2 separate regions of the Mus musculus genome follow, and region 2 is linked to region 1. The links are chromatin loops, found by intact Hi-C in ENCODE. Cell type or tissue: gastrocnemius. All regions are shown on one strand. Each heading gives the region's core, and the rest is flanking DNA. Links, peaks and the distances in the headings are about the cores only.

Evidence for each region. A loop is a pair of places that touch in the nucleus more often than their neighbours do. Peaks named below come from ENCODE experiments on the same cell type or tissue, not always from the same donor. Only the 100,000 strongest peaks of a DNase experiment are listed, where the experiment ranks them.
Region 2: it touches region 1 in a loop (7-fold over the local background); 34 of 42 quality-filtered maps call a loop at or near these places.

What each region holds. Positions count from the first base shown.
Region 1 is chr9:120,493,590-120,508,711 of GRCm38, reverse strand. Eif1b (eukaryotic translation initiation factor 1B) reads right to left here. Exons shown (of 4, transcript NM_026892.3): 2 at 14,442-14,605; 3 at 14,076-14,177; 4 at 13,385-13,799. The coding sequence ends at 13,755. It also overlaps the pseudogene Gm7229. Among named protein-coding and RNA genes, the nearest start is that of Eif1b, 8.5 kb to the right of the region's middle. In gastrocnemius, for the core only: CTCF peaks have their summits at 7,315 (motif pointing left) and 11,834 (motif pointing right); a DNase peak (open chromatin) is centred at 11,826; H3K4me3 peaks cover 950 bases; H3K27ac peaks cover 661 bases.
Region 2 is chr9:120,425,109-120,440,230 of GRCm38, reverse strand. Myrip (myosin VIIA and Rab interacting protein) reads right to left here. Exons shown (of 17, transcript NM_144557.5): 9 at 12,570-12,723; 10 at 7,253-7,878. Among named protein-coding and RNA genes, the nearest start is that of D830035M03Rik, 60 kb to the left of the region's middle. In gastrocnemius, for the core only: no CTCF peak of the experiment used is centred there; a DNase peak (open chromatin) is centred at 6,200.

The sequences.
Region 1 (15,122 bases), core at 7,123-15,122:
AAGGTCCTGAGTTCAAATCCCAGCAACCACATGGTGGCTCACAACCATCCCTAACAAGATCTGACTGCCTCTTCTGGAGTGTCTGAAGATAGCTACAGTGTACTTACATATAGTAAATAAATAAATAACTCTTAAAAAAAACCAAAACAAAACTATGGGAAGCCAGTTTTTTAGAGTGGCAGGACTCGAACCTCTCTATATCAGATGACCTAGAAATATCGGCCTTATGTTGTTTAAGCAGCCTCACCAGCACATTAGCAGCCACACCCAGAGGTGACACAGCCTCTCCAGGACCCTGAGGCCCCACCTGGTTCTGACCTTTATATATTCCACATCTACACTGGAAGTTAGCTATCTGGCCACTGGTTGGCTTTGAGCCCTAGTGTTTTGAGTTTGACATCTTGTATCTAATAAGGTGAGCTTGTGAGTGTCGTTACCACCAAGGTTTAGATTATGTCTCCATGTGGGTTCCGTGGGTTCCTCCTAAAGTACACAATGAGTCTAGGATTTGAGTGCAAGTAGTCATGGGAAAAGCCATTCCCCAAATCCTTCTATAAGAAGTTCAGCATGAGTCAGAGGTAGACAAAGACTGAGTTACCAAGAAGGAAGCAGTGAGCTCTAATCCATGGGGTACCATGTAAGAGACAGAAAACCGAAGTGTTGAGGAAGCGAGGCTGTTTGTCTACCAGCTGCCTGGAGCATTGCCTTCCTCCCACCAGGTTCCTATAGGAAGAAGCAGGAAGCTGAGAATGTGAATGCCAGGCAGTATCCAGGTGCATGGTAGCATCCAGGTGCACAGCAGCATCCAGGTGCACAGCAGCATCCAGGTGCACAGCAGCATCCAGGTGCACAGCAGCATCCAGGTGCACAGCAGCATCTAGTTACACAGCAGCATCCATGTGCACAGTGGAAGGCTCTGGCAGTGTCTGCAGAAAGCTGGTTTTGTCTTGTCTCCCCCATGGCACCTGGCATCAAGGTGATACTTTGTCTGCATGAAGGGTTGGAAGCAGTCTACTTTCTCATCCCCATCCTGATGACTCTCCATGGGAAATGAGGTGCAGTAAATGAGTCATTGCGTAATCCTAATTTGTTCAAACCTCTCGGTGTTGGGGGATGAATCACTGACAGCACGCATTCTGTGCCTGTGGGCAGGCTGTGGCTTCTCCTGGGCGAGCTTTGTCACATTCAGGACCATCGTCCTTATAGTTGGTGATGCTCCTGGGTGTTTTCTGCAAGACTTTGGCGGGGCCCAGATTTCTATGGCAGTGACTTATGGCAGCGTTTGGCTATAGGGACAGCATGAAAGAATTAATGTTTGATTAAAGATGAAGTCCAGGAGATGTAGCTTGTCTCCTCCTGGGTTCTCAGTACAGGTGAGAGTCTGGGAGGGCAGCCCAAGGAGCTGTGCTGAGGTCAGACCTTTTTCCTGGGCGTGTGTGTGATGGACTGGTTTTTCCCTTGGGCCCTTGGGTGGATGCTTTTGTTGTTGTTTGTTTGTTTTTTGAGACAGGGTCTCAGTGTGTAGCTCTGGCTATCCTGGACTCTCTACTTAGACAAAGCTGGCCTCAACTTCACGGAGAGGCCTCTGCCTCTCAAATGCTGGGTAAGACAAGGTTTCATGAAGCACAGGCTAGCCTCCAACTTGCTATGTAGTAGAAGATGGTGTTGAACTTCTGGTCCTCCTGTGTACATGCCTCTCCGCCTGAGTGCTAGGGTTACAAGTCACCATGCCCAATTTCTGTGGTGCAGGGGATTGGACCTCATGTGTGCTAGGGAAGCACTGTACCAAGCTACATCCTCAACCTCCTCGGGCAGCTTTAGGCAACAACTTCCTTTCTCTCTTGAGAACGGAGATTCGATGCTGAGCTAACAAAGACAGACACCATAGATGGCCTAAGACGGTCAGTACAGAATGGCTTCTCTGGTTTTGAAAGACCCTAGTGGGGAGATCCCCACTTAAGTCCCGAGATGGCGCGCACACCCAAGGAATCACGAAAGACCATCTTGATGCAAACATACGAGATAGTTTAATGATGGTGCTCCGGGCTGACACATATCTCACGCAGGAGACAGAGGAGTCGACCACGAGGCTCAGAAGCTAGGGATTTATATACAAAAAAGCTGGGGGCAGGAGAAGAATTGGGGCGGTTACATACAATTGGACAGTTTAAACATCAGCAAATTGTACGTGTAGAGCAAGGTAACAGCTGAGATAGTCTGGACGTCCTTGTATGCCTCTCTCCTATCTTTATGGCTACCCAGTTCCTGGAATGACTTAACAGCAACAGCCTTTGTTCTTTGCCCTTGGCCCAAAAAGCCCTCCTAACTAGCAAGCCGCATGAGTCATGGACCTTGAATTTAATTTTCTTTTTCTTTCTTTCTTTCTTTCTTTCTTTCTTTCTTTCTTTCTCTCTCTCTCTCTCTCTCTCTCTCTCTCTCTCTCTCTCTCTCTCTCTCTTTCTTTTTTTTTGTGGTTTTTCGAGACAGGGTTTCTCTGTGTAGCCCTGGCTGTCCTGGAACTTACTTTGTAGACCAGGCTGGCCTTGAACTCAGAAATCTGCTTGCCTCTGCCTCGCAAGTGCTGGGATTAAAGGTGTGCACCACCATGCCCGGATCTGGTTTCTTATTAAATTGGATACCATGATATTCTGAACCTCTCATCCAGCAAATTTTGACAGATCTAGTGGGAAAGACCACAGCCTTGATTTCCACAGGTGGCTTCCCTGCTACAGATGTGGACAGGAAAGAGAGGGTCCAATTCCTTTTATATCTGATGTCTAATGGGACACAGTTCTCAAAATTTGGAACTCTGTGGCCAGTTCATCCAGAGAAGAATCAGGCTGATGAAACTGGAAGTCTGAGTGTGGAGGTGGGTGGAAGCTAAAGGCCTCTCTCTTGACAGAGGATTTTCTCCTCATTTCCCACATACTTTCCCTGTGAGACTTCAACAAGGATTCCACGGCCTAGCATGCTAGTGAATGGCTTTATTTTCAGCACTCTAGAGGCAGAGCCAGGTGGATCCCTGTGAATTCCAGGCCAATCTAGTATTCACAGTGAGTTCCAGGCCAGCCAGAGCCACATAGTGAAACCCCGTCTCAAAATAAAATAAATTCTTTGGAAGGCTATTTGTTCAGGAGGATTAATACTTTTCTTATTTCTGAGACCAAACACCTGGCAAGAAGTAACTCAAGGGACAGTGGGTTTATAAGGACACAATTCCATATGTAGCGAGGAGCAGCTTTGTCACAACAGGGACATGTGGTAACTGCCTGCCCACATCTCAGAGGACCACAAAACAGAGATGACACAAGAAGTCGGTCATAAATCTCAAAGCCCACTCTGCAGCAACCCACATCTTCTACTAAGGCCCTATCTCCCAACCACCCAAAACAGCTGAGGGTAAAATATTCTAACAAGCCCATGGGGGACATTTTACAGATCAGGGACAATATCTTCCTAGTCACCTTTACCCATTATCAATGAATATGTACCCCAACACTGACACACCTCACCCCTATTCAGTATAAGAAAAATTGAAGCATAAAGGACCACTTGATGCTTTCACCTGTTCTGCTGTTTGTGAGGATGGAAAGCCAGGCCTTGTGTTTGTGAAGTCAGCATATTTTCTTTTCTTTTCTTTTTTTACATACTGCCAAGCTGACTTATTTTCTGCATATAGAGGAGTCACTGAAAGACCAGAAAAGCCACATTGGCTCACATGAGGCAAACTGTGAGGTTGACCAGTTGTCTTTTTCCTACCTCTACACAAGGAACTTGACTAATGGTTCAGTTTGGAAGTTCATATTTTTTTTTTCTTCCAGAAGTATTGATAAAGATCGCCTGACAGTCCCTGCCATTTTTTTTTCCTTTTCTTTCTTTTATACAATTTCATTCTCTACCCACAGTAACCAGAGTAGAACTCACTGTGTAGTCCAGGCTGGCCAGGAACTCACAGCAATCCCCCTGCTCTAACTTCCTATCTGTGGTGCGATGTGAACCACTACACGTGCTTCTCATGATTTCTCATAGCTGCCTTTAGACAGCTCTGTGACTTGTTTTGTTTCTGTCCTCCTTGGGGCCTCCTGCAGATGACAGCAGTGTCTGCTAACTGCCCAACTGTTTCCCCATTTCCTGGTTGAAACCTCTGAGAGCCATGTCACTGCCATTGCTGGGGAATTACATCTGATGCTTGCAAAATCTAGAGACCTGCTTTTCAAGAGGGATGCAAATGAAAGAATAGGTGTAATAGGTCCCAGAATTACAGGGATTTGAACAGGCAAGACCCTGAAGGCCTGCGTGTGTTTGAGTGAGGAAGAGTCAGACTCTCTGCTGGATGCAAAGAGTAAGTTTTGCTGTTGTCTGTGGCCCTGGAATGTGAATTGGAGTCTTATGCATGCAAGACAGGAGCTCTGCTATTATGCTTCACCCTCCCCTTTCAAATCATTTTTGAGTATAGAGTTTACTCTGTAGCCTGTGCAGTCTTTGAACTCATGATCTCCTGCTTCAGCTTCCCAGGTAGCAAGGATTAACAGCCTGCATTACCAGGCCTGGATAGTAGTAAGTTCTTACTTGAATGGTTGTGGTGGAGAGATTGCCTACTCCTGTATAAACCTGGCAGCTATGGGGTCATGTGCCCCTCTTTCTCTGGTATGTCCAGCCTTCTCATGGTAGAGTCAGATACCTTAGGAACCCAAGCATCTCCATCCAGGAGCTGGAGCTCTGAGAAGGAAGCTTTCCTGTGGCCTGCAGCTAGGCAGGGGCGGGTGCAGGACGAGGACGGAAGATGATGGAGGGCGACATGATATGCCACAGGTCCCTTTCCCACGTGTAAGTATGTACACATATTTGTATATACATATTTGCTATTCTAATTGGCTTTCAAGAACAGGTAGACAAACTTGGCTTCAGGGAGTGCAGACTTTGCCCCCAGGTTTGGGAACAACAAGACGATACAAATTGACTTTAATAAACTTATAGTGGGAATACGTTGTTTTTACGTCTGTGCTTCCTGGGTAATGTATGTGAGCACATGAAATGCAGTCATCCTGCCTCTGTTTATAATCACAACACAGCCAAAAGCTCTTGTAAGATGAAGCCACCCAGGGCAGTGCACAGTTTGGAAGCCACAGTTTCACACGATGGGGACCGGCTCAGAGAGGGGCACAGGCCTGAGTTAGGGGCTCTCTTTGGGGTCTTGTTTCTCCTACTTCTTTGCTGTCTGAGTCCTGTTGAGCTCATCTTCTGAGCTTCCTTTTTGTTTTTAGTAATTTATTTAATTTTTACCTTATGTGCATTGGTGTGATGGCACCAGAACCTCTGGGACTGGAATACAGACAGCTGTGAGCTGCCATGTGGGTGCTGGGAATCGAACCCAAGTTCCTCTGGCCCCTGGGCTTCTTCTTTCCCTATCTCCCTTCCTCCCTCTCTCCCTCCCTCCTTCCCTCATTCCTTTTCCTTTGACACAGGGTTTCTCTAACCCTATCTTGAAACTTGCTTTGTAGACCAGGCTGGCCTCAAACTCAGAGATGTGCCTACTTTTGCCTCCCAAGTGTTAGGATTAAAGATGTGTACCACCATGCCTGACTAGTTTGTCTGCTTTTTTGTTTGCTTGCTTACTTGCTTCATTTTTTGAGATAGGGTTTCTCTGTGTAGCCCTAGCTGTCCTGGAACTCACTCTGTAGATCAGGCTGGCTTTGAACTCAGAGATCTGCCTGCTTCTGTCTCCTGAGTGCTGGGATTAAAGGTGTGCACAGGCCAGAACTGCCTCTGGCTGTTTGTCTGCCTTTTGGAAACAATGTTTCACTGTGCAGCTCAAACTGTCCTTGAATTCCAGATCTTCCTATCTCCACTTCCCTTTGGCTTCAAGGGCCTTGTTTGTCCTGATATATAATAGCTCTATGCTTCAGGCAGAGCAGTGTCTCCTCCAAGTTTATACAGTCACAGTCGGATATCTTTATATCCAGTCTCCAGTGTTTCAAGCTCACCTGCATCTCACGGCTCCTACTGAACACTTGTTAAAGCGGGCTCCTCTCCTTCTTCCTCAGAGATTCTGGCTCTGTCAGCTGTGTGCCTTCTAAGCTTTCACATCCTTCTCACATTTTCTAAAACCATGACCAGGCACTATTCATGACAAGGACTTGGTGTCTCACACATCGTGCCAATAACAATTACCTTGAGACTAAGTCCTATCATTCTAAGGAGGTGCACATGGAGGTCTTTGCAGTTAGGAAAGTGTACTTGGGCCTTCGAATGTCTGAGCAGCAAGAGAAGAGTTCAAGCAGCTAGTCACAGAACATTCACAGTCACTAGCCAAGAGAAATGAACCACGGATTCTTGCCGATGCTTAGATAGCCTAGCGCAAGCTCCTCTGCCCAGGCAATAGAGCCACTCAACGTTAGGCAGGTTTTCCCACCATAACCGTGGCAACCAAGCCAAAATACCAACGCAAATGAAAGCACACCAAAAAGACATGTGCTGATCATAAATAGGCCAATATCGCCACCTATTGGCAACGTTCAGAATTGCAGCTCAGCTACTTCAAACAAACAAAACACCTATGGCTCAATCAGGCCAAGCTGTACTGATGCATTTGACAGAAAAGTAAAAACAGATATGATATTAGCAAAAAGTAAAACCAGAAATGATAACTTCAGGGTGGTAAGTATATGGTGTCTCAGGTACAGCTTTTAATTCAGTTTTTCACAGGTTATTAAGATCAGATGCTATAAGCAAACAGACATGGCCCTAGGCCAACTCCAACTACACCCCACACCCAGCTCCCTGTGAGAGCATCTTGAGATTCCCATCATGGCTTATTGCAGACCGTCAAGTGAACAGTGAACACGACTGTCTCAGCCGCCCTCACTTTCACACCCTCTGGGATTCTAGACAATTATCCCAACCAGGTCATCTTGGTTAGCTTTTGGAAGGACAGTTGTCTGCAACCCAGAAATTAGGCTCATGGCTGCTTTGAGGTGTCTCTCAGAGATGGGGCTGAGTGGCTCTTTTAGACACAGGGCCCCAAGAAGTGGGGGCTTCTATCCTACCCCAACTTCACCCCTGCCCCCACCACAGGGTGTCCTAGAATAGATAGATGTCTAGGAGGTAGGTGTACTCTGGGCCTATCAAAGTGCTTTTCAGAGCAAAGGTTTTGACTTTTTTCTTGAGCACGTGGAGTATCTGAGACTGTATCCAGCGATATTATAACTCGTCAACGACTCTGTCTTGGGGTCTTTTCTTTTCTTGAGGCCAATTCATATGAAAGCACATTGATCTATGAAATTTAAAGGCAGGGCATAAATGGGCCAATAGCGCCTCCTCTTGGCCACATGCAGGCATTACATTCCTATCCCCTTTAAACCAAGGTACAAAATAGACACACCTGTGGGTTGGTGACACAGCTTGCCAAAGCTGTTCCTGACACACCTGAAATAGGAAAGTGGCAGAGGTGGGGAGAAATGCTTGTCCTCAGGGCGGTAAACAAGCCGTGTTTCAAGTGAAATTGTGGGATTTCACAAGCAGCTGGCGAGGGTGCCCGGGAAGGTGCTGATGCTGGGTGTGTGTGTGTTCATGAGCGCGCACGCACGTGCGGATGTCCTGTGGAGTTTAGAGTGGACCACAGAGCCTTGGATCCCTGATGCATTCCACAGAGATGAAGTAGGGTATCAGCCAGAGAGCAGCTTGGCTCCGAGCGCCCTGCTTTCTGTTCTTTCCTGTGTCTTTTTTCCACTTTTGCTGTGACCGTCCAACTACTCTGTCCATAGCTTACAGACATGAGTCTGTGCCCAGGTTTTCCTTCTCTTTCTTTCTCTCTTTTCTTTCTCTCTTTTCTTTCTTTCTTTCTTTCTTTCTTTCTTTCTTTCTTTCTTTCTTTCAATTGATTGGTGTTTTCAAAGATTTATCAGTTTTCAAAATGCTAATTTCTTTGTCTTTTAAAAAAGTTATTAGTTTGAGACAAGGTCTCCTATAAGGTAGTTCTTGCTGCTCTAGAACTCACTTTGTAGGTCAGGCTGGCCTTGAACTCATAGAGATCCACCTGCCTCCGCCTCCTGAGCGCCGGGATTAAAGGTGTGTGCTGCCACTCTCGGCTTGTCTTACCCCTTCCCAGTATGTTCCTCCTGTCCATTTCTCTGTCTTTCTAGTTGTCTTCTTCCCCTCTCTGCTCTCCGATGTTTGTAACTTCTCAAGTCCATCCAGTGCGTTTTGCTTCTCCCACACCCTACAGGATGTGATTAAGGATACAAAGTTCCCAGGCCTAAGTTCCCACACAGCCTTGTTTAGCCAGCTTGTTTTAAGACAGGGTTTTACCCCGTAGCAAAGCTGGCTTTGGACTTATGATCCTCCTGCCTCAGCTTCCCAGATCTGGCTTTACAGGTGCACCCCACGCTGCCCGGCTGTCTGGGTTTTGACACATCATGTTCCTGTGGCCACACACTCCATGCTGATTTGTGTCTGTTAAGTAAGATGTTCCCTGTTGGTTGTGGGCTCTGTGGTTCACTCTGAGCTCCACCGGACATCTTGTACTCCCAACCTGCACCCCAGCAACCGCACCCTCCCCGACACCATTGCCAGCATCCTCGTGAAATCCCACAATTTCACTTGAAAAGCTAACTTGAACCAGATGCTGACAGTGACCAATCACCAAGTGGTACACTGAGGCACATGACCATACTGAAACATTGCTTCTTTTGATAATATGTGTGTGTGTGTATATATATATATACATATATGTATATATGTATATACATATACATATGTGTATATATATATATTTGTTTTTGTTTTTTGTTTTGTTTTCTTCTCGCTCCAGCCCCACTTACTCTGGCCCTGCTTGCTCCGGCCCCACTCCTTCCCTGTGAGAAAGGCTTAAGATTTATTTATTTTATGTATTTGAGTACAATGTCACTCTCTTCAGACACACCAGAAGAGGGCATCAGACCTCATTCTATATGGTTATGAGCCACCATGTGGTTGCTGGTATTTGAAGTCAGGACCTCTGGAAGAGCAGTCAGTGCTCTTAACAGCTGAGCCATCTCTCCAGCCCATCCCCTGCTTTGTCCCCAGGTGAAAACTCCCCCTCAGTCCCCATCCTCTCCAAGGAACAGGCTCAGCAGAGGCTCAGTCCATCTGGAAGTTAATTCAGCAACACGTCTCCTCCGGGGAACGATGCAAGCAGCTGACCTGCAGTTAGCAGCCATTCGGGTCAGTGTGGTGTTTTCTTTTTAAATATTTAAAATGTTTTATGTGTTTTACATGCATGTATGTGTGTGTACCACGTGCGTGCCTGATGCCCTCAGATACTGGAGGGGGGCACCAGATTCCTCTACTCAAGGCCATTTTGGTCATGAGCCACCACGGCCAAGATGCAGCTGCAGTTTCTGTGGTCACCTTATCTGACTCTTGTCTATGGTTCCCCATGGAGTCCCTGAGGGGCCATCATCACTGCTAATGGATGAAGAAACCTAGCTGTGGGGGGCAACCTGCTATTGTTCACAGTCAGGATCCACAGTACCGGGAATTACCAAGGGCTGAGCAGGGCTCAAGCATCTCCTGGCTAGAGGACCAACTGTGCCAGAGGGGAAAATATCTTTTGACACTGCCTTTCTGACACAGGTGGAGCTGTTGTCATGACGATTGTTTGTCAAATGGCCTGGATCCTGCCCTAACTTGCTACATGGCCTGCCTCTTAGAAGAGAATGTTTTGGCTTTGTTTTGTTTTGTTTTGTTTTTCTCACTGCAAAGTAATTGCATCAGAAATCAGAAGGATAGTCTTCAGTGGGATGAAACAGTGGTGTGAACAATGGTTTCTGTCCTGTACATGAATCTTTATTGAAAACAGTCCTACCTGGGCATTCTATGTGGCCGTCTTCCATGGCTGAGCTAAGCACTTGGAACATAGATCGCACAGCCTTGGCACCTCAAATATTTAATGGGGAGAGCCCCCGTAGAAGCACAGGCAAAGATGAGATGCTGAGGCGTGGTGACCAGAAGAACACGGGGGTGAGGAGGATATAGTTAAAACCCAGAGGCAGATGAAGTAGGAGGAAAAGGTGTCAGCACTGACTTCTCAGGCTTGAGGGCACAGGTGGCACAATGCCATCTACGTATGTGAGGCAGGCTGGAAGACACTCACTCAGTCATGTCCATCTTCTGGTTTTGATTTTTGCGTACATGTGTTCATGTGTTAGTTGTGCATGCATGTGTGCGGGGGGCCAGAGGTTGAGGGCAGGCATCTTGCTCAGTTGCTCTTCATCTTATATTCACTGAGGCAGGGTCCTCCCTTGAATGCAAAAATGGCCAGTCTGGGTAGCCAAGTTTGCTCCACGGATCTTTTGTCTCTGCCTCCTGAGTGCTGGGATTACAGGTGGGCCAACACTCCTACCCACCGTCTACGTGGGTGCTAGGGATTTGAACTCTGGTCCTGGTGTTGTGTAGCAAGCATTTTACCCCCACTGAGCCATCTCTGCAGCTCAAGCATGCCAGTTTTGAAGTTCCAGTGACATGTGCAAATTGACGTCCAGTGGGATAGCATTGGAAAGGGATGTGACACCAGGTGAGGTTTGCATCTCTTGTGTATGAAAAATGTCCCTGTTCTTGTGTGGTGAGATGGAGAAATGATAGAGGGGATTGCTTGGAGGGCGGGGGATGGCTCATAGGACATACATAGGGTCTTGTCTTGGTGAAAACAAGGTGCCATCCCGGTAAGCAGGGCAGAGAGCACACATAGCATTGTGTGGAGCGAGGCTGAGTGGGGAAGTGACTTTCAAGTATTTCAGAGATGTCTCTATGTCTTCAAGACACAACAGAGAACAAGGGCTGGGGGGAGAAGGTGAAGGAAGCGCTTCTCTCTGGGTGCCTTTAGCTCCTCTGGATGAGTATTCAGTAGTGAGAGGGGACAGAGTCAGGGTTGCCTTCGCACAGTCTCCCCTGTGCTGGGCTAGCCTTGCACTCACTATGTACCAGAGGATAGCCTTGAACTTCTCTTCCCACCTCTTGTCAGTTTATGTGTATTTGTTAAGAGGCAAACCCAGGCCCTTGTGCATGCTAGGCAGGAACTCAAGGGGGTGGGATGACGGTTGAGGGAGAATGAGTGTTTGCGAGGGGTAACTGCGGAGCTCTGCTGGCCTTCATGTGGAGAAGGATGGAATCTGATGCCCGTGGAACTGGGCAAGACTCGGCTGTGAGTGCTGACATCAACTGCTTTCCTTACAATGCAAGACAAGAGGGAGCCGGAGGGCCAGGGCCTGGTAAACTACAGCTGCCCAAAGGGCCTGTTGTCAGGGTTACTACTATAGTAAAAGAACACCTCTCAAGATTCTCCAGGGGATACCTGAACCAGGGACCGCCTCGTACGGCACTGCTGGATCCAGAGAAACCAACACCTGGAGCGTCATTTCCAGGAAGTGGAAGAGCCTGATTCTCCGAGGGTTCCCGAATGAATGAGTCTTCCTCTGTACACACACACACACACACACACACACACTCCCCAGCCATACACTGGGAGTGCTGTTATAGACTGTCCAGGCTGTATGTACTCACTACTGACAATGCAGAAGCCTCAGGTTTTTTCTGGCTTATTCACTCACGAGAGGACATAAGCAAATATCTCTGTTGACACAGAACTAACTTCCTGGTGGCATGTGCTGTGGCTGTGTACAGTCCGAGGATAAGGCTGTATAAACACTACCAGTTCTCCCAAGTGACAGAAAGTTAAGACTGCTTTCATGGACAGTAAAAGGGACGGGCTGAGATCAGTGTGGATAACTGCCCACAGGGCTGATTGTAAGGTGATTGTTTGTGTTGGCCAGGAGCCATGGTTTTCTAGGTGTCCACAAGAGGGCGCTAATAGACCACTGCTAGCCTTAATCTGCCTCAGTTTAAATGCATTTCCCCCCTGGTACCCAACCTTTCCATTTTGACACTCTTGGTCTACCAAGTGGGCTGCTAGAGACTCAAACTGTTCTTCCTGTTGTAAATAAACTATCCCTAGCCTCTAGCAAGTCTATGGCTCTCATCTGTTCAGACTCCATCCTGGTGACCAAGGATGGAGGGCCCTTTTCAGACTTCGAGGGATACTGTTTTCATCCTGCTCCCCAAAGCATCAGTCATGACTAACATGGACTAACAATTCTGTCTCCACTCCTTAGACCACGTGTCTTGCCCAAAGGGCTTCAAGAATGGCTTTCAGGTAAGAAGTATGTTTAACAGTAAACTGGAGGTAAAAAGGCCAGCTTTCTTCTGGAGCATTCTAGAGACCCTTCCAAGCTCTCTAGGGTAACTGGGCTACCCTGTACTCTAACCTGTGAGCACTTAAAGACTCCCCAAGAACTTAAACCTTTTTGCGAGTTGACAGCTGTGATCCCTTGTTGAGATAGGGTTTCCAGTATCCCCTGCTGGCCTTCAACTCCTCCATTCTGTTTCTGCTTCTCTAGTGCTAGGATTACAGGCTTGTACCACCACCACACCCAGGTCTGTAACTGCTTCTTGCATGAAGTTTGTAGGTTACTCTCTAGTTAGGGGCGGCAGCGATCAGGATGTCAGCCAGACAGGTGAGCCACCCACTCCTGTTGAGTAGAACTCACCAATCTGATCCTCATAGTCTTGTCATCCCGTGGTGCCTGGGATCTAGAACATCCAAGGACAGCTTGGCAACCCCCCCACCGCCCCCTCTGGTGCCAACCCGACTCCATACTGCTTCCTTGGAGGAACATGTGGAGCCTCCCTTGCATGGCCTCTGCCCTACTCTGTATGCCCACTATCCTGATGGATAAGAGTGATTCTTATCACAAGCCTTGTCCAGTCAGTTCTCTTGCTGAACTTTTAACACGCTGCCACTGAAGACTGCCCTTCACTCATACAGATGCTATGCAGACATCTCGCTTGATGAACAGATGTGCTGGGGTGACCTACTGCTTGACTTCTGGGCTGTAGCCACTCCTTCCTCTAGCTGCAGGATAGCTGGTGACCCAGGAGCTGCACTGCCACCGTGGCTGGGGTGGAACTGTTCCTTTACTGTGATGGACACTACCCCCTCAGGAGAACAGCTTGTCACTAGTCCTTCAGTAGGCAGGGCAGGCTGCTCTGGTGGCCTCCAGAATGCCAGGCTGACAGGCAGAGGAGCCCGTCTACTCCAGACTGTGCTGGGCAGAAGCACCTGGCACTCAACTCCAGGAGTGCTAACCTAAAGCCTTCCACTCTGAAGACACACAGCATCACCCACACCTGCAGGGCACTGCCTCTGGCTAAATGCATTTTGATACACTGAGGGTGACAAACAGCTCTCTCTACCTGTTGTTCTGAAGCTGATGAACCTAGAGGTTTCAGGGAAGAGACAGTTCATGTTCCTAATGTTTCAGCAAAGAAAACAAAGTGCATTGCTGGCTTAGGTCAGCGCTCATAAAGGATGCACACTTTCTTTTTATTGTTAAGCCGCAACATACATGGTTTAATACAACAACAAAAACATTTAACAGTCAAGTGAAAATAAAACTAACAACAAACACTCACAACAAAACCTTTTCCATTGGAAACATGTTAGGACGGACTCGGGCTTCGTTCCCATCTCACCGCGATTTCCTTATGACTCAGGAGCCTACATACCCCGTGTTTTCTGTAGCCATGCAGGTGTGAGTGGAAGTCTGAATGATTAAATAAACGCAAAGTCTGTCGTTTACTGTAAAGAATCATCTCCCGAGGCAGCCAAACTGAGTTAGAGAACAAAACCATTTAAGAAACTCGCCACGCTTGGGTTCATCTTAGAACCCGTGAACCTTCAGCTGCTCCTCCTTGACGATGCCAACCTGTGAAGTAAAACCGTGCTCAGCAGAATCCACCAGCAGTCAGCAGTGACAGCGCCCACCACCCCAGCTGACAATCCCACACCTGCCCTAACCCTAACCCTGGTTCCTATGCCACTCCCCAGGCCACTCAGCAGCAGCGTGAGCTGTACGTGAGCCTTGCCGTTTCCGGTCAGCACGGATACTATTCTACTCCACTACTTCCGTCCCGTGCTTTTTACTAAGTAGGAAAGGATTCCCGCCTCTTTCAAGGTCACACGGGGTGCATCCGCCACTCACCTCCAGAAGAAACTGGCAGATGTTCTTCCTTTGGTCCCCTTGAAGCTGAATAACCTCTCCGTACTCAGGGTGTTCAATCACAGTTCCATTGCAGGCAAATTTCTACAACACATCAAGTTAAATGCAGAGGGTTAACTCTGACAGAACAAACACAGCTGCGCCAGCCGGCTTGACTGCACCAAGGAGCAGTGTCCTCCAGAACTAAGCGACTCTGTAAATGAATCTGGAGGCCACATGAGGGAAATATTAGGGGAACAGTAACAACTCATCGGCTCACATTCCTCAGAGAGGGGTAACCGACTCAGATGGAGAACAAAGCAGCTCTCCTGGCCCGAGCTCTGGCATGCACCCACTCCTCACGGTCACCTTTTTGAAAGCTTTCACAAGTTTCTTTTTGTCATAATCGTCCGCAATGCCCTGCACAGTGGTCAGCGTCTTCCTGCCGTTGCGCTGCTGGATCCTTATATGAATGTAGTCCTCAGTCCCTGCCGGGAGTAAGTCGTCGCCCTTAGTTGCATCAGCAAAGGGGTCTGTAGAGGAGCAGAAAAGTAGAAAACAAATTACAAAGTAGTATGTAGAAGCGTGCTCCACTCCATATCCAGACAGACCTCGGTGAGGCCTCCAGCACTCCTGCTCCATTTCTGCAGGCGAGGGTGGGGCTCACTGATAATAAGTTTTTCAAAGGAGAAAAACCTAAGCAGGCTCTGTATGCCGATATCTGAGCTTAAAAGTAGAGACCACCACTGTGGAAGCCACCAGCAAATGAGACAGAAAACATTTACGAAACCCTAATTTCATACAGCCTTCATACAGCCGCCACAAGAACATGCGTCACCGCCACTATTTTTCGACTACAACATTCAAAAACACCCACCCCAATTAGTTAACATAGTAACTGAGCCTTATAAAACACATATAAACATATACATGCAACCTCACGAGGTGTAATTTACAAAATGATTGCAAGCAGAGACAACAGGGCCACTTCCAAGTCAAATCAGAGGCCTCTCTCCTAAGTGTTTCAAACAGACGCCTCTGGGGGCTGCT
Region 2 (15,122 bases), core at 3,008-11,007, 64 kb after region 1:
ACTCATATCCTTGCACTGTAAGACAAGCATTTTACCTGCTGACCTATCTCCCTAGCCCCAAATTCATTCATCTTCATCCTCAGATTTCTTGTATTCCCACACACACAGCCCAGGCCGGGCTCACCAGTCTGGCCCTCCCACCAGCAGCCTGCTAACGGAGGAGACTAAAACCTCCCTCATGGATCCAAGGTGCCTTCAGGCGCATAGCGAATGGGCGTGAGGGAAGCCATGAAAGGGTCCTACACCTCTCATAGAGAGACAGAGAAGGCATCCCTGTGGAAGTGTGCTTGAGCTGGGACTCCAAGGGCTGCAGTCACCAGGCGCAAAGAAAAAAGGCAAGATCAGCATTCCAGAACTAATGGCTCCAAGTGCATGGGTAAGCCATACTGTGTGATACCCTAACAGCCATCAGACAATAACCACACCTCCTGATCCTGCCCTATTGGGTGATTATGTGCTACGCTCCTTCTGTGAAGGTTGGGAGCCCCAGGAGGCTGTGGTGATTGTTAGGTTCTCAAAAGAATCCACCCTTACTCCCCTGCTTTCTGGCTGAGACCAAGCCCAGGATCAAGAAGACCCATGGCACAAGAAGAGGGTGATTCAGAGGGGACTCTTACTGTGCAGACATGTTCTCTGCCATCTTCTTGTTCTGAAAGGTAAGTATGGCAAATCTTACGCCTGCGTTATCAGGACCCATTACCCATTTTCTGAGTCACTCTAGCTCATTTGTCTCTTCTCATTACTAGATTTTATTTTTTTATGTTTCTATGAACAATATAGTAAATAAAGGAATATTTATCAGCTATTAAATAATCAAAGATAGTAGCTGTTCATATGGCAAGGTCTTTTTTTACATGTATGTATGTATGTATGTTTTGTGTGTATGTGCAAGCATGTGGACATTTACATGCCTCAGCACAGATGTGGAGATCAGAGGACCCCTGAGGCTGTCAGTTTCCTCCTTGGTCATGTAGATCCTGGGGATCCAACTCAGGTCGTCAGGCTCGGTGGCAAGCCCCTTTATCTGCTGAGCCATCATGCAGATCCAACATTCTTAACACATTTTTAGAGAATAATTAGAACTTAGAATGCCTCATAGAACCAAATTTACCCCCAAGAAAACATCTCTACTAATGAGTATAATCAAAAATAAACCATTGCAGAAAGCTAAAATAGCAGCTGTCTGTAACCCTCAAGTTCCCATTACTGCAAATGTACCAGCCAGCTCCCATGTTAAAGTGGTGTTTGGCTAACAGCCCTCACGACCTTGCCAAATCTTCTTCTAAAACTGTGTAGGCAGAGTGACAAAAGGATGGCACTCTACTGCCAAAGAGCAACAGAAATCAGCTTGTTGCCAGTAAAAGGAGAAGTTTTCCATTAAAAAAAAAAAAAGACCCATAGAAACAGGCAGGAAAAAGAACTGGTGGATCCAGCCAGTCTTTAAGTATATAATTCCCTTTAAGTATAGAATTTTTGGTCTTCTTCTCTGCAGTACTCTATAAATGGACACCACAAAACAAAATAAACAGCAACCAAAAAAAGCAGAACACATAGCTGAGTCTTGTACTTTGTCATCTGAAAATAAGCCTTACTTTGAATTCCCCAACATGCTACATAGAAATTAATTGTATGTCTAAGTTGTGTCTATGTGTGGGTATATGCATGTGAGTGCAGTGCCTGAGGAGGCCAGAAGAGGGCATCAGATTCAGTGGAGCTGGAGTTATAGGCAGTTGTGTGCTGATAGGTGGGTAGTGGGAACCGAACTCATCCTGTGTGAGAGCAGTAACTGCTGAGCCCTCTCCAGGCCTGTGTCAAACCATTCAGCTGATGCTGAACTGGGCAAGCTAGAATGCAAATGGAATTCAGTTCTTACAGACAGGAGTCATGATCTAAAAAAATAAATATAACAAATGTTAAGCCAACTCAAAATTAAGAAATATATCAATGTGATTAACAACATCAATAAATTTTAGAAGAAAAACTGACCAGGCATGGGGCTCACACTTAGAATCACAGCCTGAAGCTGAGAGACTGTTGTGAATTAAGGTCAGCCTGGGCCACTTAGTGAGTTCTGGGCCATCTAGGCTCCACAGTGAGAAGACCCTGCCTTAAAAAACCAAATCAAACCAAAACTCCAGTCCTGATTTTCATCATGTGGGGCTAGGAAAGGCTTCTTAGTCTTGATAAGAGCTGCTCAACTGGAAGCAAGCAGCAGACCTGACTGTGAACCATTGGAGTGGGGTCACCAAGGAAGAAAGGTCCCACCCACTGCTGTGACTTCACACTGAGCACACGCTGTGACCACTGCAGGAAGACAGGAGAAAGGAATGATTGTAAGGATGGAAGGGGAAAGACCAAAGTGTTGCGGGGCTGAGCCAGCCGTTTGCAATTCCAGCTGCTCATGAGGCTGAAGCTAAGGTGGACAGTGAACTCCAGGCCAACTGGGCAACTTGAAGAGATTCTGCCTCCAAAGTAAAGAAGGTCCTCAGAGGAAGAGGAGGAGGAGGGAGACTGGAGGAGGACGGGGATAGCTCTGTGGCAGAGCACTTGCTAGTGTGCATGAGTTCATTCTTTGTAGATAATTAGAATAGCTAAGAACACCACATGAGAGACTAGCAGAGTTAACAAAAGAGCCATTAGAGCGCTAAGTTATTACAGAATAAAAAAAGTTAGTGCCGTTCTATAAGCACTGATAGAAACATGTGACAGATGAAGAAACTCTCCCTTTCAGCATCATTAAAATGTAAATTAAAAATTACTTAACAGGAAAAGCATGAGGGGGTCTGAACTGAAAAGTCTAAAAACTTTACAAGTGCCGGACAATCCTGGATGGAAAAGCTTGGCTTTACAAAGATATAAATTATTCCTAAGTATATGCATACATTCAGCACAACCCAATACAACTTGTGTGTTTTGCAAATTGAACAGATTTTAAGAGAGCAATTATATGAGTAAAGGTTTGAGAGATGCCAAGAGAGTTTCAGAAAATGATGTAAGCATCAACCAAAGTACCACGGGTGGGGAGGAGGGATGGGGGAGGGGAGAAGAGATGGGGGAGGGGAGGGAAGGAGGGATGGGGGAGGGGAGGGAAGGAGGGATGGGGGAGGGGAGGGGAGAAGGGACAGGGGAGGGGAGAAGAGATTAGGATGGAAGAAGGGATGGGGGAGGGGAGGGGAGAAGGGATGGGGGAGGGGAGAAGGGATGAGGATGGAAGAAGGGGTGGGGGAGGGGAGGGGAGAAGGGGTGAGGGACAGGAGGGGAGAAGGGGTGGGGGAGGGGAGGCTCACCAGACACCAACATGTACTGTGCAGAATTTTTAATAAAAACAGTAATATCTGCACAGAAAGAGAACAACGACCAGACACATGGCAACAAAGTAAACTTCATGTGCAAAGAAGGCACCTGATGCCCGCTGGCACAGGGTGATGGCGGGTGACTTAGTAATGGTTTGGAAACAATAGATAACTCGGGGGGGGGGGGTCTGGATGGAAAACACAAACCTGCAAAGCATCATGATGACGCCCCGGCTGGCCTTGAACTCAACTCACTATGTATCTGATGATGACCTCGAAGAGCTGGGCCTCCTGCCTCTACTTACCAAGTGCTGGGACTGCAGGCGTGTGCCACCATGCCTGGCTTATGGGATCAAGCCCAGTTCCTTAAGCAAGCCAGGCAAACACCCTGCCAACTGAAGTGTGTACCCACCCCCACCTAACCGTTGCTATTAAGAAAGAAGTTTGTATGTAAAATGTCCTTAAGCCAGGCATGGTGGCACACGCCTTAATCTCAGCATCTGGGAGGCAGAGGCAGGAGGATATCTGTGAGTTTGAAGCAAGCCTGGTCTACACAGCGAGTTCCAGGCAAGGCTGTATATTGAGTCCCTGCCTCAAAACATCAAAATATAAGATAAATAGCTGAGAGAGGTGACAGGTAAAACATACTATACTTTTCATAGGAGAAAAAATGGGGACAGTGTTAAAACTAGGGAAGAAACAATCTCAGTGGAAACCATACAAATGTTAACTAACAAAGTTTTGTGTTTTGTTTTGTTTTTTTTTCTTTTCCTCACACAGAATTGGCAGGAATTGAACAGACTGCCAGTGTCCCTGTTGACAAGCGCGAAATGCACACATACGCTGTCGCTGTCATGGCTGTGTAAATAGCTACGAGGTCTGAGAGCTTAATTTGACAGCCCTTTAAAGTTTGCACAGCGACACTCTGTGGGCCTGTCTGCAGCCTGGAAGTGTGGGTAATATCTTTGCACACCCATCACTGTGGGACAGGGATGAGCCAGTGGCACCCGAGTGGGGTTTGGAAAACCACTCAGTCTGCTGGAGTTTGTCACCATCACTGTAGTTTAGAATTGTCTGTGACTGGCAGGAGGCGTTGACACAAGACAGCATTTGAGGACTGCAGGTGTCCAGCGATTAAGAGTGCTTCCTGTCCTCGCAGAGGACGTGAATCTGGTTCCCAATACCCACGTCTGGTCATTATGCTCATGTGAACAAGCCCACACTCACATATATGATAATTAAGGAAATAATCTTTCCAAAAGGCTTTTAATGTGTTTATTGCTGTTTTAAGTGTGTGTGTGTGTGTGTGTGTGTGTGTGTGTGTGTGTGTGTCTCCCATTGGCCTGGAGTTTGCTAGCAGGCAAGTGAGCCCAGCGATCTGTCTGCCTCATTAACGCAGGGATGACAAACCTGTACCACCCACCATGCCTGCAGTTTTACACATGTTCCGGGATGAGACGCGGGTGCAAGGCAAGCACTTTACCCACTCGGCTATCTCCCCAGACCCCAGTTTTAACTTTTCTACAGATGGTGTATTCTTCCTGGCCTGCACTCTGGGGGAGCTGATGCCCTGTTCGTGGAACACTCTCTTCCTGAAAGCTTTTGCACTTGGAATGCCCAGATGGGTGTGGGCCAACCTCTCCGAGTTAGAGAGAAGTGGAAGATGGACAGACAGCATGATGCCAGACACGGACAGACTTGCTGAGTTACAGTCTTAAGTCTACTGTGTCTATATGAGCACACAAAGACGGCCGTACTTGATAGTTTTATGTGTGTCCATGTGACACAAGCAAGTCATCTGAAAATGGGAACCTCGATTGAGAAAATACCTCCATAACATGGGGCTGTGGGCGAGCCTGTAAGGTGTTTTCTTAATTAGTGATTGATGGGGAAGGGCCCAGTCCACTGTGGGTGGGGCCATCCCTGGGCTGGTGATCCTGGGTTCTGTAAGAAAGCAGGCTGAGCAAGCCATGTGAGCAAGCCAGTAAGCAGCCCCCCTCCACTGCTTCCCACCAGTTCATACTTCCAGGTTCCTGCCCTGTTTGAGTTCCTGTCTTGACTTCTTTCCATGATGAATAGGGACGTGGGAGTGTAAGCCGATAAACCCTTCCCTCAGTTTTCTTTTGGTCATGGCGTTTCATCATGGCAACAGAAACCCAAACTAAGAAAACGGCCTCACACAAAATACACCTTTAGTCACTTGGTGGGGGAGGGGGCATAGCAATGAGTTAATTTGTTCATTTTTATTTTATTTTAAATTATTTGTGACTCTTTGTCTGTATGTGCACTACGTATGTGCCTGTGCCCTCAGTGCAGAGAAAGAGGGCGTCAGATCTTCTGGAACTGGAGTTACAAGCACCTGTGTGCTGCCTGATGTGGGTGCTGGGAACTAAATCCAGGTGCTCTTTAGGAGAAGCAAGTGTTCTTAACTGCTGAGACATCTCTTCAGCCACGTCTGTCTTCTGGGATGGGGATGTGTGTGGTTTCTTATTAGGTGGTTTAGGCTAGACCAGAACTCGCTATGTAGTCCAGGTTAGCCTCTGATACATTATCCTATGCCTCTGGAGTACTGGAATCAGTGACATGTGCTACCTTGCCTGGCAGTAAACGCCACTGGGATGCTTTAATATCTGTATATTATAGTTTTGTATGTATATTATGACACAATATTTATACAAATATAAATATTTAATATTTGTATATTATAGTATGTCACTTGCTTTGTCTTATGTTTATTTATATTTTTTCTGAAGTAACAGTTTAAATATGAAATTTTTATTTCATTTCAACCTGGGGTGTCTTATTTTCAGGAGGAGGCAGAAGTGAGAACTGCCCTATGAAAGGAAACTGAAGATCTGAACACCCGGACAGCGTAGCAGCATCGCCACCTAGTGGCGATGAGAGGGTACTGCTACTTGCTCAAGTCCTTCCAGAGGAGGAAAGGAGGGTAAAGGGCGCCTTCTGGCTGGCCTCTGGCTCCTCCCTACCTGGTGTTGTCATGGTCACCAGGCCAGACCATTGCTTTTATTTTGTCAACTTGACACAGGCTAGAGTCATCTGGGAAGAGCAAATCTCACTTGAGAAAATCCCTCTCTAGATTGCCCTGTGGACAAGGCTATGGTGCATCGTTTGGGTAAATGATTGATGTGGGAGGGCCCGGCTCACTGTGCCACTCCGGGGTCAGTGGTCCTAGGTTGTATGAGAAAGCAGGGTGAGCAAGCCATGAGGAGCAAGCCAGGGATGGCCTCTGCATCAGCTCCTGCCTCCAGGTTCCTTCCATCTGAGCTCCCCGGGCTATGGCTTTCCTCACTGACAACGCACGACCTGAGAGTTGAAAGCAGACACAAATCGTCCTTAGAGATGGTTGTGTGTGTGAAGGTATATGTGTGTGTGATGAAAATATAGATACCAGAGATTAACCTCAGATGCTGTTCCTCAGGTGGCATCCACCTTTTTTTTACTGGCCTGGGGCTCACTGAATAGGTAAGGCTGGCCATGTGGTGACTGTGAGGAGTCTGTCTCTGTCCCTGTCTCTGTCTTCCCAGCACTGGAATAGCAAGTGTGTGCCACCATGCTTGGCTTTTTCTGTAGGCGGTGACTGAACTCGGGTCTTCAAGCTCACACAGTGAACCCTTTTCCAACCGAGCCCTCTTTCGAGCCCTGCCTCCCCCGCCCCCGCTCTCTCCCGTGTTCCTTTTCTCTGCATTCTGTCCACCACGAACTGAAGAAGCCCCCTACCACCTGTGCCTGCCGTTGATGTTCTGGTCAAGCTCAAGAGACACAGCACCCACATGGAAGCCTCCAGAGAGGCGAGCCCAAGTGACAACTCAGGGTGCGCTTGGCCGCAAGACCAATAGAATCTTAGACAGCAGAGCCCAAACCCAGGCTCTCTTGGGTACTATGCGCAGAGAAGGGTCATCCTACTTTCAAAATATCTGTGTGCTTGCGGGTTTCTTTACCTGAGCCGTGTGCAGTGCCCGTGGATGGGCACCAGGTGAAGGCAGACCCCTGTTTGACTCCTCGGGGCCCACTCGTGCCCTTCTCCACCTCCTGGCCCGGCGCTCTGCAGTGCGGAGGGTCTCCTCTGGATCGCTACTGTCGGAAGTCTCTCCACCGGCTGCCTGAGGGTTGAAATTGACGTCCAGTTCTCCCTGGAGGGGCATCTTCTCCACTGCGGGGTTCTTGGGGGCCTTCCTCTGCAGCCAGGACAGCTTAGCCCGGCAGCCAGCTTCCCGAGATGAGCTGGTGGAAGATGTCTCTGAATCCGAGCACATGGCCTCAGGGTTTGAGGGAGAGGTGGCTAAGGGACCTTGGCCAGAACTCTGGGCCTGTGTAGGCTGAGGCTGGGGTTGCTTGAGCCTGCTCTGGGACGGTGGGCACAGCTTACTCAAGGCTTCGCTGTAATCAAAGTCTTCCTCACTGTCGGAACCGATCTCATCATAGGCAGACGTCACACTGGACGCCACCTCCAGGGCCTGAAAGGTCCCACTCTTCGGTTTGGTCAGCAGGCGGGTTGGGGGCTGTCTACTACCGTCCTTCAAGGTCATCCAGTTCCCATCGGGGCTCTGCAAAAGTGGGGCCAGGTCTGTGGGGTAGAGGTGAGAAAGACACCAGAAGGGTCCATTATTACTGTAGGAGCGAGTTGGGGGGGGTAACACGTCATCTCCTACAAGGTTCCTGCGAGATTGTGGGGCGACCACCTTAGGGAGACCAGGAGTGTACACCCAACTCTCATGTTAAGAGTACCCAGCTATACACGGGTATCATCAATATCAATGTCTCCCATCCAAGGCTCAAGGGACATCATGGAAGAGGGGACAGGGAAGCTGCAAGAGATGGAGGATGGGGCGGAGAGCTGTTAATGACAGCTGACTTCTGGGCGTGGCACGGCTGTTGCCCACATCAGCTTACAGTGGCCATGGCTCCCTGCCTGACCCTGTCACAGTATCAAGTCTGTGAAATTTCCAGTGCAGATGGGAGAGGGGCTCATGGGGTCCCACCCCTAGTAGGGAGCTATTGGCAGTTGACGGTGGCTGAGCGAGACAGAGTCACTGTCTTTGGAGCTGTGGAGCCTGGCAGGTTGCTGACACTCTAGTAGGTAACTGAACTCAGGATGATGACAATGACGATGATGACGACAATGATGGTCTGACATGAAATTGGAGAAAAATGGGTTGAGAGGCACAGGGGGTGGATAGAATCAAAATACATGCGTGAAAAATTTAAAGAGTAAAAATATTATTGAAACAAAGAATCCTCAAGGATCCCTGGGGGCCTCGCAGAGGGAGTGAGACTGGAGGCACAGCCCCTTTCCCGCCTCCTGAGAGAGCTGCCCCATACTGTTCTAAGGCTGGCGGAAGGGGAGGGAGAGCTACAGCAGCCATCTGTTTATACCTTAGGTCCTCAGTTTCCCCTCACCGATGAGGGATAATTCTACCTCCTTCCTATCCTTCCCCAAGGACTTTCATGGATGTTATTCCTATAGCCCTGTGAGATGGGCATAGAAGTCTGTTATTTATGTAACCCAGGGTGCACACTTGTTCTGGACTTGAAGCTGTACTTAATGGGCAGCTTGTGGCTCTCTCTCTCTCTCTCTCTCATGCATGAATCCTCTCTCCAACTCCAAGACCACTAGAAAGCGAAATGCAAGGAAGGCTGGAGGCCCTCTGAGCTGGTTCCTCTTGACTGGATTCAAGTCACCCAGGATGACTGAGGGCTGGGCCAGGGCTTTACCCACAAGCAGGGGGCATCAGGAATGCTCACTGCCTGTATACACTGCAGTCCCTATCCCCTATCCCCTCAGGCACAGTTTCTGGACCAAGGGCCTACAGGTCTACAGCTTTGTCCAAGACTTTGAGACAGGAGCCTGCTCCACACTTCATAAGTGATACAGGCCTGCTGCTGCTCCATGGAATGCTGGTCTCCACAGAGTGTTGTCCTTGCCTGCTCCTTACCGAACTCCAGCCTGGAGGATTGCAGGTACTGGTGGAACGTGGGTTTGAAATCCTACTGTGATCCGTCATGGCAGAACACTGAGTTCTCTTTCTTTGGAGAGACAGCAACTAGGGCTTTCTTACACCATAAGGACATTAGATATCCCCCATAGGAAAATGTGAATGGGGGTCTCCTGGGAACCCTAGCCCTGGTGCCTGGCGCTCATTCCACCACTCCTTACTCTAGAGTTCATTTCTGCCACACCCTCTGCTGAAGCCCACTAACTCCTTAGACCTCTCACCTCCAAGCTTTTCTCCCTAGGATCTGTGCTCACATCTGACCCTCCTGGCTGGCTCTCCATCATCTGCCTTATGCTCTGGCTGACCATGCACATGGCTCTGCAGCCTCTGGATGACAGGGCGAGGCAGGACCCAGATCCCAACAACCTGTTTCTCTAAGAACCAAAGTAGCTTCCTCTGCCCTGGGGACAGGTTTCACGGTGGAGAGAAGAGCGGTCTCAAGGCCTGGGTATGAAGCCTGGAAGCCATGCGGCAGTACACGATTCTCAGATCCCCACTCCGCTCAGTGGTGAAAAAGAGCAGTTAACACCTCCCTGAGATGTCATGAGGATGACAGCAGGAAGTGCTTATACGGGGTGGTTCCATGCTTTTCCAGAGCAGATAAGTAAGTGTGTAAGTATGTATGAGTGTGTATGTCTATGTGTTATATGCACATATATGTGTACATGTGTGCATGTGAGTGTGTGCATGTGTATGTACATATGTGTATATGCATGCATGTGTGCACATATGTGTGCATGTGAGTATACATGTGTGCATGTTCATGTACATATGTGTGTGTATGCATGTGTGTACATGTATGTGAATGTGCGTGTGTGTGTGTGTGTGCATATGTGTGTGCATGTAAGTGTGAGTGTGTGTATATGTGAGTTGTGTATGTCCATGTTTGTGTGTGCATGTGAGTATATGTGTGTATGTATGTGTGTACTCGTGCTTGTGTGTGTATATGTGTGTGCCCTGTAGTTGATGTCAGGATCCTAAGTCACTCTTCCTTTTATTCTTTGAAGCAGGGTCTCTCAGCCACTGATATGCTAGTCTCACTAGCCAGTCTGTTCTGGGGACTCCAACTCTACCTCCCGAGGCTGGAATTACAGGCAGCTGCCATGTCCACTTGGCATTTATCAGAGCTCGGGGGATCTGAACTCTGGTCTTTAGGTTTGTACAGCAAGTGCTCTAACCACTGAGAAATCTCCCAGCCATCCAGCTTAGTTTTCAAGACAGGATCTCCCACTGAAGCTGGGTCTCATGGATTCAGCTCAGCTGGCTGATCAGAAACCCCAGGGTTCCTCCTGTCACCTTAAATGAGTATTTATTATTTTTGTTACTTATGCATATGTGTGAGTGCTTGTATACGTTTATTTACACCAAGTATGCAGGAGCCTCTGGAGGTCAGAGGGTGTCAGATCTATTGGAGCTGGAGTTACATGCAGTTGTGAGTCACCTGATATGCATGCTGGGAACAAAAACCGGGCTCTGCAGGAGCAGGTAGCACTGAGCTGTCTCTCCAGCCCTATGCCTAATTTTTTTTTTTTTAAATGTGGGATATGAGGAATTGAACTCAGGACCCCATGCTTACACAACAAACATCTTACCACCAGAGTCACTCCAAGGCCAAAGCGGACTCTTAGTAGCTCCTTTCCTCACAGCCATTTGTGAACAGAGCTGCTGTACTGAAATGGCAAATTCAAGAGTAGGCTTGGAACTGAAGAGATGGCTCAGTGGTTAAGAGCTCTGGCTACTTTTCTAGAGGACCCAGGTTCAATTCCTGGTGCCACTATTGTGTCTTATATTAGCCTGTGGTTCCAATCCCAGGGGGATCTGATGTCCCTTACTGGCATCCATGGCTACTGCATGCATGGGCACACACACACAAAATACCAAAATAATAAATAATGTTAGGAAAAGATTCTGCTTAACCCTGGTTATCAGCAGAAGGTCTTAGGTCAAATAGAAACCCAGCCTGTTTCCTGTGACTGCGAAGCTTCCCATAGCCAAAGAGAGGGAGGCAGAGGAGGAGCCTTCACAGACACACCTCCACCTCCAGGGTGGGTCAGGAAGTACGGTGCTTGTACTCTCTAGGATACCATGTACGGAGGGATGGGATTCAACTGCTGAGACCCAGAGACAGAGAGGAGAGGGAGATGAAGAGGAGAGAAGAAATAGGAGACAGAGAGAAGAGAAAGGAGAGGGAAGAGAGAGGAGGGAGAGAGGAGGGAAGAGAAAAAAGAGGTAGGGAAGTGAGGAAAGTGGGAGAAGCGGGGACGTGAGAAGAGAGGCGACGTGATGTTCTAGGTATCTGCATAGTGAATCTAGGGATAAAAGACACTTAACAGAAACCCTGAAACCACACAGACAGAGCTCTGTCATTGCTGAGTGTTGTAGCTGCAGTCTTCACCCATCAGGCACTAGTGGGTTAACAGGAAAGTGGCCCCTCACAGACAATCTTTAGATGGACGGGTAGTTGACATTTCTGGCTCTTTGCACAGGGTGGATTTTGCTCATAGCCTGCTGGTTGGTTATAGAAAGGAAATGGCAGTCAGTCTGCAAGCATTTCCTCCTCGGGTGGCCACTTTGTGGTTAAGTATTTTTGCTATTCAGGGATGGGATCTGGGTCTGGCCTACAACAGTGAATACCGATAACAGCTGCTACGCGCAACAACACACGGGTCCATGTTCTGCTGTACATATGTACACTAGGTGAGGAACAGACCCCCCAGTGTGTGGAGCTTCATGGCCCCTGGATTCTGTTTTCATGGTCACAGCCATAGAAACGTAGCTGAGCTAATTTCATTATGTGAGACTAAGTGAGATGTTGATGTGAGTTCTAACTCCTAAGGGAGAGGAAGAACATTCTAGAGTAATCAGGAAGAGCACAGGCACCATTGAACCACAATGCCATCCTAAGATGTACTGAGATAGACAACTAACTGCCTGTCAGAGAGCTTTTCACACACACACACACACACACACACACACACACACACACACACACACACACTCACTTATGGGAGGAGGAGCTGAACGGCCATGCGATAGCTAGCTAGCAAGACTCCAAACAGCACCTGTGAAACCCACTTGGAGTCAGGGTGTGGTGTGCACACCTATAATCTCAGCTTTTAGAAGCGGAGACAGGAGAATCAAGTATTCAAGGCCATCCTTGGCTATACAGGGAGTTGGGGGCCAGCTTGGGCTCCATGAGGTATTGTATCAAAATAAAACAAAACACAGAAACAAACACCACCACCACCAAGAAAAGCATTACTTGTTCCGTCCAGTCCATCCATGCTCCTCCAGCTGGGCAGAGCGGCCTCCTCCAGCAGACGCTGGGCGCGGTCCTTGGGTGACCTTGGTGCAGCCTCTGCTGAACCAGACTTCAGAGCATCTTCCATAGTGAAGGAGAATGCAGACTGGGACCGCTGTGGAAAAAGAGAGGTGTGAGCCTTAAGCATAGCCCCAGGCTGAGTGTCAGCAGCTCAGGAGTAAACAAGCAGAGGACACTTCACAGTGAGGCTATTTTCCTCAGCCAGGCTCAGGAGCTGCAGGCTGGCACAGGAAGTGTTTGTTTTGAACACTGGTAGGCTCAGGAGGGAAAGGACATTTCATTTAGCCACGGAAAGCACCCACGAGAACAGGTAAGAGGATCCTTGAACACAGCCCTCCCTGCCTGGCTGCTGCATCACCCACTCCACCACAGGAGGGGGAGCCAAGGAGACGTGGAGTCTCTCTCAGAGATGTATAAGCAAGTGTGGCATGATCTGAAGCGGAACTCAGGAGTGATCGTCCTGGGGCTGGAATTCCTCCACAGCCTTGGCCCATAATCTGGAAGCTTCCTCTTGCTGTGTGCTCACGGTGCACTTCAGGGAGCGTGACAGTTGGGGAGAAGGCTCAGTCAGAGAAGTGCTTGCTTTGTAAGCATGAAAACCCATGTCAGACCCCCAGACCCACATAAAAGCCAGGTGTGGCCAAGTGAGGTGGTGTGCACCTTTGATTCTAGCACCAGGAGGCAGAGATACGCAGGTCCCTGGGGCTTGCTGGCCAGCAAGTTAGCTCACCTGGTGAGCAGCAGGCTAGTAATGGAATCTGTCTCAAAAACACAATGTGGACAACTCCTGAGGCATGATACCCGAGGCAGTCCTTTGCACACAACCTGCACACGCTCATGCATCTAAACACACACTCACATGCATGTACACAATCACATGCATGCACATGCTCACATGCATGTACACGCTCACATGCAAATACAGTCACATGCATTACACGCTCACATGCATGTACACTCACATGCATGTACACAGTCACATGCATGTACACATTCACACGCATGTATACGCTCACCTGCAGGTACACACTCTCGTGCATATACACCGTCAGATGCATGTACACACTCACATGCATGTACACATTCACACGCACCAGTGTTTGGAACAGAATAGACAGCAAAACTCAACAAGGTGTGCGGAGTGACAGCTTTAGTCCATGGCTGGGTTTTGGGAAGGGGTGCTGTTCTCAGTGACCTTGGCCTCAAGGGACTCTTAGCCTGGGAAAAGGCTCCGCACCTAGCATGCTCAGGAGCAATCAGCTCTGGTGGCCACGGCTTACTGCTGGGAATGTGGTACAAGCCAGAGTGGGCTTAGAGTCACAGAAAATCGCTAATACTCCCCGGGAAAACCTGGAGGGCCATGTAAGAAGATGGGAGATGGGGTAACGGAAAAAGACATCTATCCTGTGCAGAAAGACCCCCTTATAGAGAGTTAAACAGCCACACGTCATGGCTTGGTTCCACTCTTCGTCCCCAGGACACAGGAGCTGCCGTCTGTCTGGCTAGAATCTGGAACGGTTTTGATGATGTCACTCAACAACTTGGGGGTTGGGGGAGGGGAGAGGCAGTCAAGGAGTCATCTGTGATTTTGCTAAATCCTCAACAGCAAGGAAGGAGACCCAGTTATTGCAATGAGAACTTCTTCCAGCAGGTGGCAGTGCGGCAATGTCTTTACTCAGCCACCTTTGGGGTCTTGTGTACTTACCAACAAGTGTTGGGGTTACTTCAGTATTCCACTTTTTCACTACTTTGACTCCTTTGGCCTCTGCTTTTTTTTTTCCAGTTTTTACCCATACAAGCATTGAAGGGAGATGCAAGGGTGGGTACAATTGGGGGAGATCAGTTAGAGAGAGCTCAGAGGGCCAGGGAGGCCTGAGCCCACGGTTCATGGATGTTCATGCTAGTGAGACCTGGAAGGTCAGAGATTTGAAGGAGAATTGTTTTTTTACTCTGTGGGCAGTAGCTAATGAGGGGTCAAGTCAGCTCTTCCTGCAGCGGGACCTTGGGGAGTTTTAACTATTCAAAGGCTCTGTTTCCTCAGTGTAAGGGTCTCAGCTCTGCATGGTGTGAGCAAGCAGAGCCTCTGTGCACTGGGCAAGATTGCTCTTGCCTTGGAATGCAAAGACTTGAGTTTGATTCCCAGAACCCACACTTAGAAGCGGGACGTAGCAGGGCACACTCATAATCCCAGCATTGGTAAGGTGGGAACAGAAGGGCCCCTGGGGGTTGGCAGCTCACTTCGCTGAATTGGTGAATTCTAGACCAGAGGGAGAAGACCCCATCTCAGAAAATCAAGGTTGACTGTGCTTGACACCTGAGGTTGACCTCTCATCTCCACACAGTCACATGCACACCTACACACAGATATAAACACATGTACACCCACACACATTCATACCTGCACATAGGCATATACATATTCACATCTGCACACAGGTACATACATGCATACCTTCATACAGGTATCCACACACTCACACAGATTCAAACACA